Regions from separate parts of the Homo sapiens genome. Here region 2 is linked to region 1. The links are chromatin contacts, found by Hi-C or POLR2A ChIA-PET in ENCODE. All regions are on one chromosome and are shown on one strand. Each heading gives the region's core, a stretch centred on a gene start or an enhancer-like site at or near the end of the contact. The rest is flanking DNA. Distances are from core to core; before and after follow the strand shown. Region 1 has its middle 70 kb from the start of ARHGAP26-IT1. Region 2 overlaps NR3C1 (nuclear receptor subfamily 3 group C member 1).

What was found. A loop is a pair of places that touch in the nucleus more often than their neighbours do. ChIA-PET counts read pairs that join two places held with the same protein, here RNA polymerase II (POLR2A). Pooled maps may share reads with other maps.
Region 2: a map of endothelial cell of umbilical vein shows a loop between it and region 1 (2.1-fold over the local background). The contact joins two enhancer-like sites. A Hi-C loop is called at or near these places in 1 of 168 maps with a recorded cell type or tissue (endothelial cell of umbilical vein) and 1 of 50 pooled maps. POLR2A ChIA-PET finds 5 or more read pairs at or near these places in 5 of 52 experiments (A673, CD4-positive, alpha-beta memory T cell, GM12878 and 2 more).

What each region holds. Positions count from the first base shown.
Region 1 is chr5:143,259,642-143,266,220 of GRCh38, reverse strand. No RefSeq gene overlaps it. Among named protein-coding and RNA genes, the nearest start is that of ARHGAP26-IT1, 70 kb to the right of the region's middle. Within about 2 kb of position 3,705, at least 6 of the 41 ENCODE cell types and tissues checked have a DNase peak (open chromatin) inside an H3K27ac peak, as active enhancers do; they include endothelial cell of umbilical vein, where a contact is called at or near this core.
Region 2 is chr5:143,309,226-143,315,395 of GRCh38, reverse strand. It overlaps NR3C1 (nuclear receptor subfamily 3 group C member 1), which reads left to right. Exons shown (of 9, transcript NM_000176.3): 3 at 1,228-1,394; 4 at 5,183-5,299. Among named protein-coding and RNA genes, the nearest start is that of NR3C1, 91 kb to the left of the region's middle. Within about 2 kb of position 3,740, at least 5 of the 41 ENCODE cell types and tissues checked have a DNase peak (open chromatin) inside an H3K27ac peak, as active enhancers do; they include endothelial cell of umbilical vein, where a contact is called at or near this core.

The DNA.
Region 1 (6,579 bases), core at 2,456-4,955:
ACAACGCTAAATTTAAAAGACTGACCATACCAAGTGTTGGTGAAGATGTGGAGGAAGGGGAACTCTGATACACTACTGATGAGAATCTACAATGGTACAACTGCTATGACAAACAGTATGGTGGTTTCGTAAAAAGTTAAATATACATCTCCCATATAATCTAGACTTTCAACCTCTAGGTACTAACCCAAAAGTATTATATGTCCATGTAAAGATGTGTTCATTTGTACATGAATGTTCACAGCAGCTTTACTTACAACAGTTAAAAAGTGGACACAATAAAAACATCCATCAACAAATGAAAAGATAAATAATTTGTGGTATATTCCTACAAGGAAATACTACTCAGCAGTCAACGTGAATAATTGGTACATGCATTAACATGAATGAATCTCATAAGTACTATGCTAAGTGAAAGAAGTCAGACACAAAAGGTTTCATACTGTATGATTCCATCTATGTGATATTATGTAAATAAGGGCAAATCCATAGGAACAGAAATCACATCAGTGGTTGCCAGGTGCTGGGGGTTAGAGGAGGCAGCTGACTACAAAGGCACAGGAAAGAACTTTATAGGTTGATACCTTGATTGTGGTGGTAGTTACATACTTGACGATATATGTTTGTCAAAACTGTGAACTCTACACTAAATAGGGTGAATTTTACTGTATGTAAATTAGGTCTCAATAAATTTGAAGTTTAAAAACAAATGCAAAAAACCCTCAAACTTGCAGAATCAGAGTTCTCTGTAAGGCAATCTGCAACTTCCGTGAGCCAACAAATACTGCCTTTAGAAAAAAATCAGTAAGTCACAGACTTAGATGTCCTTCTTTAGTAAAGAACATTAAGAACTAGAAAATAGCTCAAATAAACATTCTCAGGTTACAAACTGTGACCATCACTAACATATGAAAATTCTACTTGCCAACTAAAAAACCTGGAATACCTGTCTTTTTTTTAAAGTACCACTAGCTCTGCCATACAGGTCCTTATTATTCCTCACCTGAGTCACAGCAAAAACCTTCAACTGATTGTCCTGATTGTTTTCTCACTGCACCACAAACCATCCTCACCACCGCTTTCCATTTTCTTTCTAAATCAGATCTGATCATGCAGGTCTCCCATTCAAAAGCCTCTGATGCTTTTCCATAGATTGAATAGAAAACCAAAGACATTTGGCAAGGCCCTTCTCAAATTAGTCTTAACTTACCTCTTTAGGCCTATTTTCTGTTCCATCTTCCCCAACACAAACTTTTAACTCAATATATGCAAATACACCCCAAGTTTGCATCATTGAGACCACTTGAAATTTCCAGTCGACATCTCCTCTGGTCCTCCATACCATTCAGCTCATAGAGCTACCTCTACCTGAACTGCCATTCTCTGATCTGGTTCTTTCATACACATCATCTTAGGGAAGGCTTTTCCAGGGCCCATCCCCTCCCCTGTATACCACAAGACACATCTCTTTTACAGCATCCAGCACACACATTACAGTCAATTGATTTGTCTACACTCCCTAAAGTGAGATCTTCTCACCAACAGGGCCATATACTTTTTTTTTTTTTTTGAGGCAGGGTCTCACTCTGTCACCCAGGCTGGAGTGCCATAGCACAATTTCAGCTCACTGCAACCTCCACCTCCTGGGCTCAAATGATCCTCCTGCCTCTGCCTCCCAAGTAGCTGGGACTACAGGTGCATGCCACCACTCACAGCTAATTTTTGTAGAGACAAGGTTTAATTGCCCAGGCTGGTCTTGAACTCCTGGGCTCAAGCAATCCACCCACCTCAGCCTCCGAAAGTGCTAGGTGTGAGCCACAACACCCAGCCAGGGCCATGTCTTGACCCAGCTGTTTCTCCAGGGCCTAGCACTATTCTAAGTGAATGGGTGTTTTGGTAGACCAGAGACTTGTAAATGCAGATGTTACTGAGACTTTAAGTTAAATTTTTGTTTTCTCATATCACTAAAGCAGTAAGAGCAACTATTGAGAATTGTATTAATATCATCATTTTTATATTTGTTAAGAGAACATTCTACATTTAGAAGAGAGTTCTGTGAGAAAGGAAAATAAATATTGGGGCCCCAAAATCACTAAGCTAAAGGGAAAAGTCAAGCTGGGAACTGCTTAGGGCAAACCTGCCTCTCATTCTAATCAGTCATCTCTCTGCTCACAGAGATAAATGCATATCTGATTGCCTCCTTTGGAGAGGCTAATCAGAAACTCAAAAGAATGCAACCATTTGTCTCTTATCTACCTATGACCTGGAAGCCCCCTCCCCACTTGGAGTTGTCCCACCTTTTCCAGACTGAACCAATGTTCATCTTACATGTGTTTATCGATGTCTCATGTCTCCCTAAAATGTATAAAACCAAACTGTATTCTGACCACCTTGGGCATATGTGGTCAGGACCTGCTGAGGCTGTGTCATGACAGGCCTTGGCAAAAAAATCTTTCTAAATTAACTGAGACCTGTCTCAGATATACGGGGTTCACAGCTGTGAGGGAAAAAAATCAAGAGAAATGAAATCGAAAGCCTACATGAGCAACTTATTAGTTGTGAATCCTTGGGCAATTGTTAATCTTTCTGAGTATATTTTTCATATATACAAGAAGAATATTAATATCTGTCTTCAAAGGGATAATGTAACCACCACAAGGAGATAACATAATGTCAAAAGTTTGTGAATCATACGGTCAACATAAATTTTAGTATTAACAAAGAAAAAGGTTACTATTTTTCTGGCTCACAGAGCCTACTCTGAAGAAAGAGTTTAATGCACAATGCCAGTAAACAATTTGAAAATATCTTCAAAGGCACTGGCCACGGTGACTTATAAAGCAAGGAAGCAAATATTTCTTCTGCAATGTTTAGTAATGACTTTGAAAATCTTGTGTTTGTAGTTGTTTCAATAACATTATTTAACTGTCTGAGGCACTGGAAATAGTCTGGGGCAAGGGAACATAGTCAAGTGATTTAAAATAATTTTTAAATTTCATCTAAATAATGAGTTTTTTTAGATGTGGTTGAAATTTTCAATAAAATCCACCTCAGAGCTGGCAAAAGTTCAAGTCATAATTAAGAATTTTCAATGATTAGCCTATAAGTTCAAGTAAATAACATAACTGAATTATTCCAATGATAGCCTTCAATAGGTAAAAGATAAAGATTTAGAGAAAATGATTATTTTTGTATTGAATAGGCCTTTAAGGCTGAAAATGTGAAAATATGATGATTATACATTTCTTCCAGCAAAATATAGTGGGTCACCATCCACTAGGAAATTTATAAGTAAAAAGATGAACGATAACAAGTATTGGCAAGAATACTAAGAAACTGGAACCCCTATACATTACTGGGAATATAAATGGTACATCCACCATAGAAAACATTTCCTCAAAAAGTTAAACACAGAGTTACCATATAATCCAGCAATCCACTCCTAGATATATACCCAAGAGAACTGAAAACATATAATCACACAAAAACTTGTGCATGAATGTTCATAACAGCACTGCAGTAGTCCCCCTCATCTGTGGTTTCACTTTTCACAGTTTCAGTTACCCACAGAGTCTGAAAATATTAAAATTCCAGAAATAAACAATTTGAAAGTTTGACATCATGCACCATTCTGAGTAGCATGATGAAATCCCACTGTCCTGTCCAGGACATGAGTCATCCCTTTGTCCAGTGTATCCATGCTATACATACACTACTCACCCATTAGTCAGTTAGTAGCCATCTTGGTTACCAGACAGACTATCACAATGGGGTTTGGTACTATCTGCAGTTTCAGGAATCCACTGGGGGTCTTGGGATGTATCCCCCATAAATAGAGGGGGAATTACTGTAGTCACAATAGTCAAAGGTGAAAACAACCCAAATGTTCATCAATTGATGAATGGATAAATAAAATGTGGCCTCTGCATACAATAGAATATTATTTAGCCATGAATAAGAATAAGGTACTATTAAATGCAACGACACGGATGATCCTTGAAAACATTGCTAAATAGAAAAAATCAGTCACAAAAGACCACATAATGTGTGATTCCATTTATATGAGGTGTTCAAAATAGGCAGATCCATAGGAGAGAAAGTAGATTAGTGGCTACCAAAAGCAAAGGGAAGCAGCGGAATGGGGAGTGACTGGCAATGGGTACAAGGTTTCTTTTTCAAGTGATGAAAATGTTCCGGAATTAGATGATGGTGATGGTTGCGCAACTTTGTGAATATACTAAAAACCACTGAATTACACTTTGAAAGGGTGAATCATATCTCAAGTTTTAAAAATACAGTGTGTCAGAGCAGGGTGATGGAACAGATCAAACATGGCATCATCTTTGTGACCGGGGGCCATGAACAGTTTAGCTGCTTCCTACTCAAATACAGTAGGCCACAGATTACATACCTCTTTGTGGCAAAGAGTCCAAAAAACGCACTATCAAATTGCAAACAGGAACCAGAAAGCTAATATACCACCTCTCATATACAAAACTGCCAGGGACTCAGGTGAAAGGCTGGATGTGCTGCAACCTCTTTCATAGTTGATGTGTCCCAAGAATTCATTTTAAAAAAACAGTTTATCAAAAAATATACAGTACAGAGCTGAACAAAACATTTTTCACAAGCACTCCTTGCTCTAGCCAGATCCATCTTTTGGCCTTTAGGAGCACAGGGAAAACGTCTCAGCATTACTTTGTACCCTGAGTACAAATTTATCTAGAACATACTGAAGTTTCTGGAGAGTGAGGTGTTTTATAAGAGATTCTGCTCTGTATCTATAACATGGGAATAAAGCACTGCATTAAATATAATCCTAAAAGGATTCTTTGTTTGCCCTGCCAATTATGGGTATGTGGGCCGAAATCTGCCTCAAAGACAGTAATTAACATCATCAATGATGTTCAATTGTCTGGAAAAAAGCTGAAAAATCTCAATTATAATGAAGATCAACAAAGGGCCAACTAACCAGAACACTAAAATCCACTGATAATAGTTTTTAGCATTCTATCTTTAAAGAAAATGAGTGCAACTTTACTGTTTACACTCCAAATCCAAAATTCTAGGATGTTAGCAGGGGCTGTAAGGGTCAACACACACTCAAGCCAAGTTCGTGACACCATAGATGTGTGTGCTTGAAAGCCAAGGCCTACTTTTGTATTGCTCATGTACACTCAGAACTCAGTACACTGATTAGCATCTAATTACAAGATATCTATAATATCTCTTAATGTTTGATGAGTACAGCCATTATAGGAAATGCTATGGGAGATTCCTCAAAAAATTGAAAATAGAACTACCATATGATCCAGCAGCCCCACTTCTGGATATACACCTCAAGGAAACAAAATCAGTATCTCAAAGAGACATCTGCACTCCCATGTTCACTGCAGCATTACTCACAATTGCCAAGACAGGGAAACAATCTAAGTGTCTTTGGACAGATAAATGGACAAAGAAATGTAGTGTGTGTGTGTGTGTGTGTGTGTGTGTGTGTGTGTATTTCTTTCTTTTTTATGACTGACTAGTATCCCATTGTGTGGGATACACTCTACATTTCTTTGCCCATTTGTGTGTGTGCACACACACACACACACACAATGGGATACTATTCAGTCATAAAAAAGAAATACATATATACACACACACACACACACACACACACACACAATGGGATACTATTCAGTCATAAAAAAGAAAGAAATCCTGTCATTTGCAACAACATGGATGAACTTGGAGGACATTATGCTAAATAAGCCAGGAACAGAAAGACAAATACCACATAGTCACACTTATCTATGAGATCTAAAAAAAGTCAGACTCATAGAAACAGAGAGTAGAATGGTGTTTCCTGGGGCTAGGACGTAGGGGAAACAGGAGGTGCTGGTGAAGGGATACACACCGTCAGCTATAAGATGGATACGTTCTGGCAATCCAATGTACAACATGGTGACTACAACTAATTATGCTGTATTGTATACTTGAAATCTGCCAAGAAAGATCAGAAAGTTACTTTTTTACCACACAAAAAAAGGTAACTTTGTGAAGTGATGGATGTATTCACTAACTCGATTGTGGTAATCATTTCACTATATATATATATATATCAAAGCATCATGTTGCACAACTTAAATATATACAATTTTGTCAATTATACCTCAGTAAAGTCTGGGGGAAATTTTGTGCTAATCAAAAAATTTAATTAATTGATGAAAACCAATATCTGAAATAATGACCCTAAGCCACTATAAACCAGAATTGAAGAAAATGTTACCCATCTATCTTACATAGATATACTTACAAAAATTGTAGAGAGAGAGAATCATTAAAGGGCTTTTTCAAGCTCTATTCTTAAGCATTTCCTAGCACATTTACTAGTTGTGGGACCTTAAATAAGTGTTATTTCATCTCTAGATGAAAGCTTCAGGCTCTTTATCTATAAAACATGGAATTGCTGCTGTGGCTGGCTCTTGGGATTGCTACAAGGAAGAAATGAATTTACGTATGTGTAAAACACCTGGCACAGAGAGTAGATACGCAAACATGTAAATCCCCTCCCTGAACCTTCAGTTCTTT
Region 2 (6,170 bases), core at 2,491-4,990, 49 kb before region 1:
TTTGCTTAAGAACACAACCAAAAATGGAATGGGCAGTCTCTAATTACAAGCAGAAGGCTACAAAATCATTTTAGCTGCATAATACAGTTTTGGTTCTAAAGTCAGCACGTAAGAGGAAAATTCCTTAGGAAAATACAACATTGAAAACCATTGTGTCATGTAATATGAAATGCAATAATTAATTTTTCCTCCAGTAATAGAAAGATCACTGTTTCATTGGTTTATAAAAATATATCTTTATCATTAAATGTGGCAAAATGTTAAGACTTGGTGAATATTGGTGAAAAGTATATATCCATTGTACAATTCTTTCCAATTTTTTTTGAGATTGAAAATTTTTAAAACAACAAATTATCTTTTAAACAGCTAATAATCACTAGACCTGCACTCTTTGTGGTGAGACTATGAAAAATGTTAGAGACCTAGTAAGAGAAGCAGATTCACATTTCTGTCTTCTTCTTCAAGCCAAACAGTCATAGAGTGGAGTGGGCAGAATGGAACTCACTTTTGAAAGCCTAGTGCTTTGTCCAATCTTACTGCAAGCCAGACAGGAAGGTTATAGAAAATGTTTCTGGATCAGTCTTCTCTGAGTCATATGAAATTGTGGTTTCAGCCAAGATGACATTAGGAATTAGAGACATGGGACAAAAACTTTAAGATTGTAAAAAAATTTTGACTCTAGTAGGAAACATGGGTAGAATTGTAATGACACTTGATTGAATTTTAAAAGATGCCTGTATAAGATCTTAAAATTAGGAAAAAAATTATGGCCTAAGCAATTAAAGGCATAGGAGGCATCTTTTTGGGATGATGGAAATATCCTCTCTCCTGATTGTGATAGTAGTTACATGAATATTCATTTAACAAAAACCATAAATTATAGACTTAGAAAACAGTAAATGTTACTGTATGTGACACCTTAATAAACGTGATTATAAAAATAAATCCTAAGCATCTAAAAAAAAAAAAAAAAAGAAGAAGAAGTGAACCAGAACCACACCATTCTATTTTGGAGACACTTCAAAAGAAATGACCTCATTCTTAATTTTGTTTAAAGAAGAATATAACATGATTTGAATATATTTAGCTAGGATATTTTAGTGCCTGCTAGCACTTGAAGCCAGAGTTCACTGTGAGCATTCTGACTATGAAGTGAGAAGCTAAGAGAACTGTATTTTGATATTCCTTTGACAGTTAAATCATAACACTGTTCTTCCCCTTCTTTAGCCCCAGCATGAGACCAGATGTAAGCTCTCCTCCATCCAGCTCCTCAACAGCAACAACAGGACCACCTCCCAAACTCTGCCTGGTGTGCTCTGATGAAGCTTCAGGATGTCATTATGGAGTCTTAACTTGTGGAAGCTGTAAAGTTTTCTTCAAAAGAGCAGTGGAAGGTAGTGTGTGTTTTGAAGAGTTTATTTTTCCTCTACTTGGTTTTCATTTCTCAGGGTGGATTTTGAAATTTCCATTATATGCAAAGCCCATGAAAGGCTAAATATCAGTTAAGAGGGGAGAGGAGGGTGGCTCCTAGGTCCTCTAATGGGCAGGAAAGTATTTAAAACAACAATACAAAAAGATCTAGAATAAAATAGAAAAGTACAAGTTGATGTCTGGGAGTTTGGTCAGGGAGCATAAGGTAACACTATAAGAAAGTGCTATCATATGAAATGATGGTGTTAAGTTTGGGCATAACATAATGTTCATTGTATTAGAAACATGGGCTTTAACTTCCATAAGCTAATAGGTTTCAAAGTCACCAACTTTACTGGCCTGGCAAAAATGAGTCACAGTGAGAACTGTGACAGGAAAAAAAAAAGATATTCATTTCATTTCTTATTCATTTTTTTTTTCTATTAAGCCAGGGCACTGTGCTAAGTGGTATAAATACCAATAAGACCTGATCCTTACCCTCTGGGAAGTCACACTCCACTGAAGTGAAAGATGAGTTAACAATGACAAGGTACAGAGATTATAATATAGATGAGGGAGAGAGAAACTCGGCCTGAGGAGGTCAGGAAAGGTATTTTAGAGAAACTGATTTCACTATATAAATGTTGTATTAACACAAATCTTACTTTGTTATGGATTCAGACTGCTGACAGGGCAACAGCATTATCTCCCTAAAGAATGAGAAATTCATTCCATAGCAAATTTATTAGAAGAGAGTCTAAAATGTCCTAATACTACCAGTGACTCCTCTAGGAAAAAAATTGTCATATAATTTAGTTATTTCTAAAGCAGTTTGAAAGTAGCTTGGCCTAAAGCTCTGATTATATTAATTTTTTAAAGAAACAATTATTCATTCACTGTATGAGGATTATTATTATTTGTCTCATGTTGTGTTTGCATATCCATGAGAGTTAGATGAGTCATTTTCTTTTGTTTTACTTTTTAATACATTAGCAAATTATAAAATTACTCATATTACACCACAAAGATTACAAGGATGGCAGCTTTGGCCAGTGTAGTAGTCCCACCTATTGATTAGAGTCAAAAGTAAAGCCCAGCCCTGCTTTGTGCATTGCTCCTAATAAAGTGGATGTTACTTAACACATACGCAGAAGACAGAAGCGTCTTCGTGTCCTCACTTTACTCCTCACTTTCTTAACTGCTTAAGTATTTCCACGATATAAATGCAGTGATAATAATAATACGGACAGTCCCTGACTTAACGATTTTTCAACTTTTATGATGGTGGGAAAGTGATACGCATTCAGTATGGCTCCTCGACTTACAATGGGGTTGCCTCCAGATAAACCCATTGTGAATTGAAAATATCTTACACTTAGCACTCCATTCTTAATACCTGCTAGAATTATAGATTATCCCTCAAAATTGGCATAGTATAATATGGGTATCAGCAAGTTGTTGCACTTTATTCAGAGCTTTACACTAGGCAGGGGTGGGCTTTACTTTTGACTCTAATCAATAGGTGGGACTACTACACTAGCCAAAGCTGGCATCCTTGTGGTCTCTGTGGAGTAACGTGAGTAGCATTATAATTTACATCCCCCATAACAAATGATCCAAGAGAGTATGTGATCAATGCAGCAGAACTATTGTCTTTTATTATCTGATTTCACATGTAACATGCCATCACTTCTGCCATATTTTATTGGCCACACAGACCAATCTTGGTAAAGGACGGAAAGGGACTGCACAAGACCATGCATTCAAGGAGGCAGAGATCACTGGGGGCCATCTTGGGAGGCTGGCTACCACACCCACCATAAATAGAAAACCAGAATTATTTGCCAAAAATAGACTTTAACCACAAAAATGAATACCATATAAACAAAACAAAGTCACAAAATTTCAGCTGACTTGAAGACTCATCTTTCTATTAGTTAGAAAGGGAATTTACCAAGTAGTAGAAGACACAGGAACTCCAAAATAAGATATCTCATTGTCTTATCAGAAGGGTTGACAGGAAAATGGGCTGGGCACTGTGGCTCAAGGAAAATGGGCTGTGCACTGTGGCTCACACCTATTATCCCAGCAATTTGGGAGGCCAAGATGGGAGGATTGCTTGAGGCCTGGAGTTTGAGACCAGCCTGAGCAACATAACGAGACCCCGTCTCTACAGGAAAAAAAAAAAAAAAAAAAACGTTATCCAGGCATCGCACCTGTAGTCTCAGCTACTCAGGAAGCTAAAGCAGGAGATTCAGGCTGCAAAGAGCTATGACACACCACTGTACTCCAGCCTAGGCAACGTAGCAAGAACTTGTCTAAAAATAAATAAATAAATGAGTCAAGGAATGAATGAATGGATTGACAGGAAATGACTATTAGTTGTACGTGGCCATGTGTTATGAAATAGTGAATACTAGTTAAAACTCCTCATTTTATAGATAAGGAACAGATAGATAGACTTGTCCAACTTCATGCTAATAACCACAAAGGGCTATTTTTAACTTATGAAGGTACATTGCCTCTGATCCTATAGCTCAGAGTCTTAGCTGTGCACAAGACATACCTGGGATAAAGAAATCAAGATTGGCGTAATGTGCACATCCTGACATTTCAGTTGGATATAAACAAAACTTTGGAATTTTTCATTTTTAGCAGTGGGTGATTTTTTTTCTTTTTTTCTTCCAGTAACTGTAGGACAGTGATTTAGAGATTCCTTATAGGGTATAACTTTTTTGTATTATAACCACTTCATCAATAGATGTATCTGTTGATCGTACTTTTGATTTATAGGGGATAGAATTGGGTTAGTGCTTCCATTTTCTGTCCAAGTAAAGAAGCTAGGATATTTATAGAGTACAAAAAGAAATTGAAACAGCTGGTACAGATATTTGGCATTGGAGAGCAGCTCTGAACAAAGGTGAATTATAGTCTAGTGGTCAATTTTGTGGCCTATTCTTTACAAAGAATTGAACCTGATACAGTTAACCATCTACCCCAAACTATTATTTGTTTAAAACACAATCTATTGGCTGGGCGTGGTGGCTCATGCCTGTAATCCCAGCACATCGGGAGGCCGAGGCGGGTGGATCACGAGGTCCTGAGATCGAGACAATCCTAGCCAACATGGTGAAACCCTGTCTCTACTAAAAATATAAAAATTAGCCAGGCGTGGTGGCGTGCACCTGTAATCCCAGCTACTCGGGAGTCTGAGCCAGGAGAATTGCTTGAACCTGGGAGGCAGAGGTTGCAGTGAGGTCATGCCACTACACTACTACACTCCCAGCCTGGGCGACAGAGCGAGACTCCATCTCAAAAAAATAAAAATAAAAAAACATAATCTATCAAACTGTGTAAAACACAGTTTATCAAAAAAGTAGTTACCCTTGGTGGGTACTGGCTGGAATTGGGCAGAAAGGGGGCCTGTTGGGGTACTGTTCTGTTTCTTGATCTGAGAGCTGATTACATAAAGGTTCTTGGTTTGTAAAAATTTATTAAATGGTTCACTGATTTGTGTACTTTTTTTATATGTGAATACTGCAATAAGGTTTTTTATTGCACTGTTTTCAGTTTGTTGAACAGAAAAAGGGAGACTCTTTTTGTTGTTTTTGACCTCTCGACCTCATAATGGCAATGTAGGCAAGAACATTCCCTCAAGGCAATACCTGTGGGTGTCTTGGTTATATTCCACCGGAAACAAAGACAGAGGCTGTCCTTATAAAATATGTTTGAAGACCTGTGAAACTTTAATAGTGCCTTTTATTCCATATAGGACAGCACAATTACCTATGTGCTGGAAGGAATGATTGCATCATCGATAAAATTCGAAGAAAAAACTGCCCAGCATGCCGCTATCGAAAATGTCTTCAGGCTGGAATGAACCTGGAAGGTAATATAAATATCTGAAAGCAATTGTTTGTCTCTGTAGCTTATAAAAATTTATCATTTTACTTTTGAAGATACACGTAAGCAGATGTAATTAATGTAGTCAGTTCAGTATATATATGCTTGACTAGCATAATGTTACTGCCCAATAAAAATGGGAAATTTTTTTCATGAATATGTCATATTGTTTGTTTATCCACCAGTTCTTCTTACACACACTGAATTCAGTACAGCCAGACTATATACAAAGAAAGGAAATTATGTAATAATGAAACTTACACAACATGCAGCAACTTTATTATTCTTACTCCTTTTTTCAGCCTCAAAACTATTCCCTAGGGTTGGAAATGTTTCTGTATCAGACATATTTACATGTCCATTTTTCTGTTTGCCTTTTAAAAGCATACCTTTTACTTGGAGATCTGTGTTTTATTACAGATCTTCAAGCGGGGGGTGGTGGGAAAAAAAAAACCTCAAGGAAGAACTGGATGGGTTTTGTTTTGGTTTTCAAGTAAAGAAGAAACCTGGGCCGGGTGCAGTGGCTCACGCCTGTAATCCCCGAAGTTTGTGAGAATCCTTCTGTCTAGTTTTTATGTGAAGATATTACCTTTTCCACCGTAGGCCTCAAAGCGCTCCAAATATCCACTTGCAGATTCTATAAAATGAGTGTTTGAAAAACTGCTCAATCAAAAGAAACGTTCAACTCCATGACCTGAATGCACACAACAGTGAGAAGTTTCTGAGAAAGTTTCTTGGTCTCCCCGCACTTTGGGAGACCAAGGCAGGCGGATCACGAGGTCAAGAGATCAAGATCATCCTGGCTAACATGGTGAAACCCTGTCTCTGCTAAAAACACAAAAATTAGCGGAGCGTGG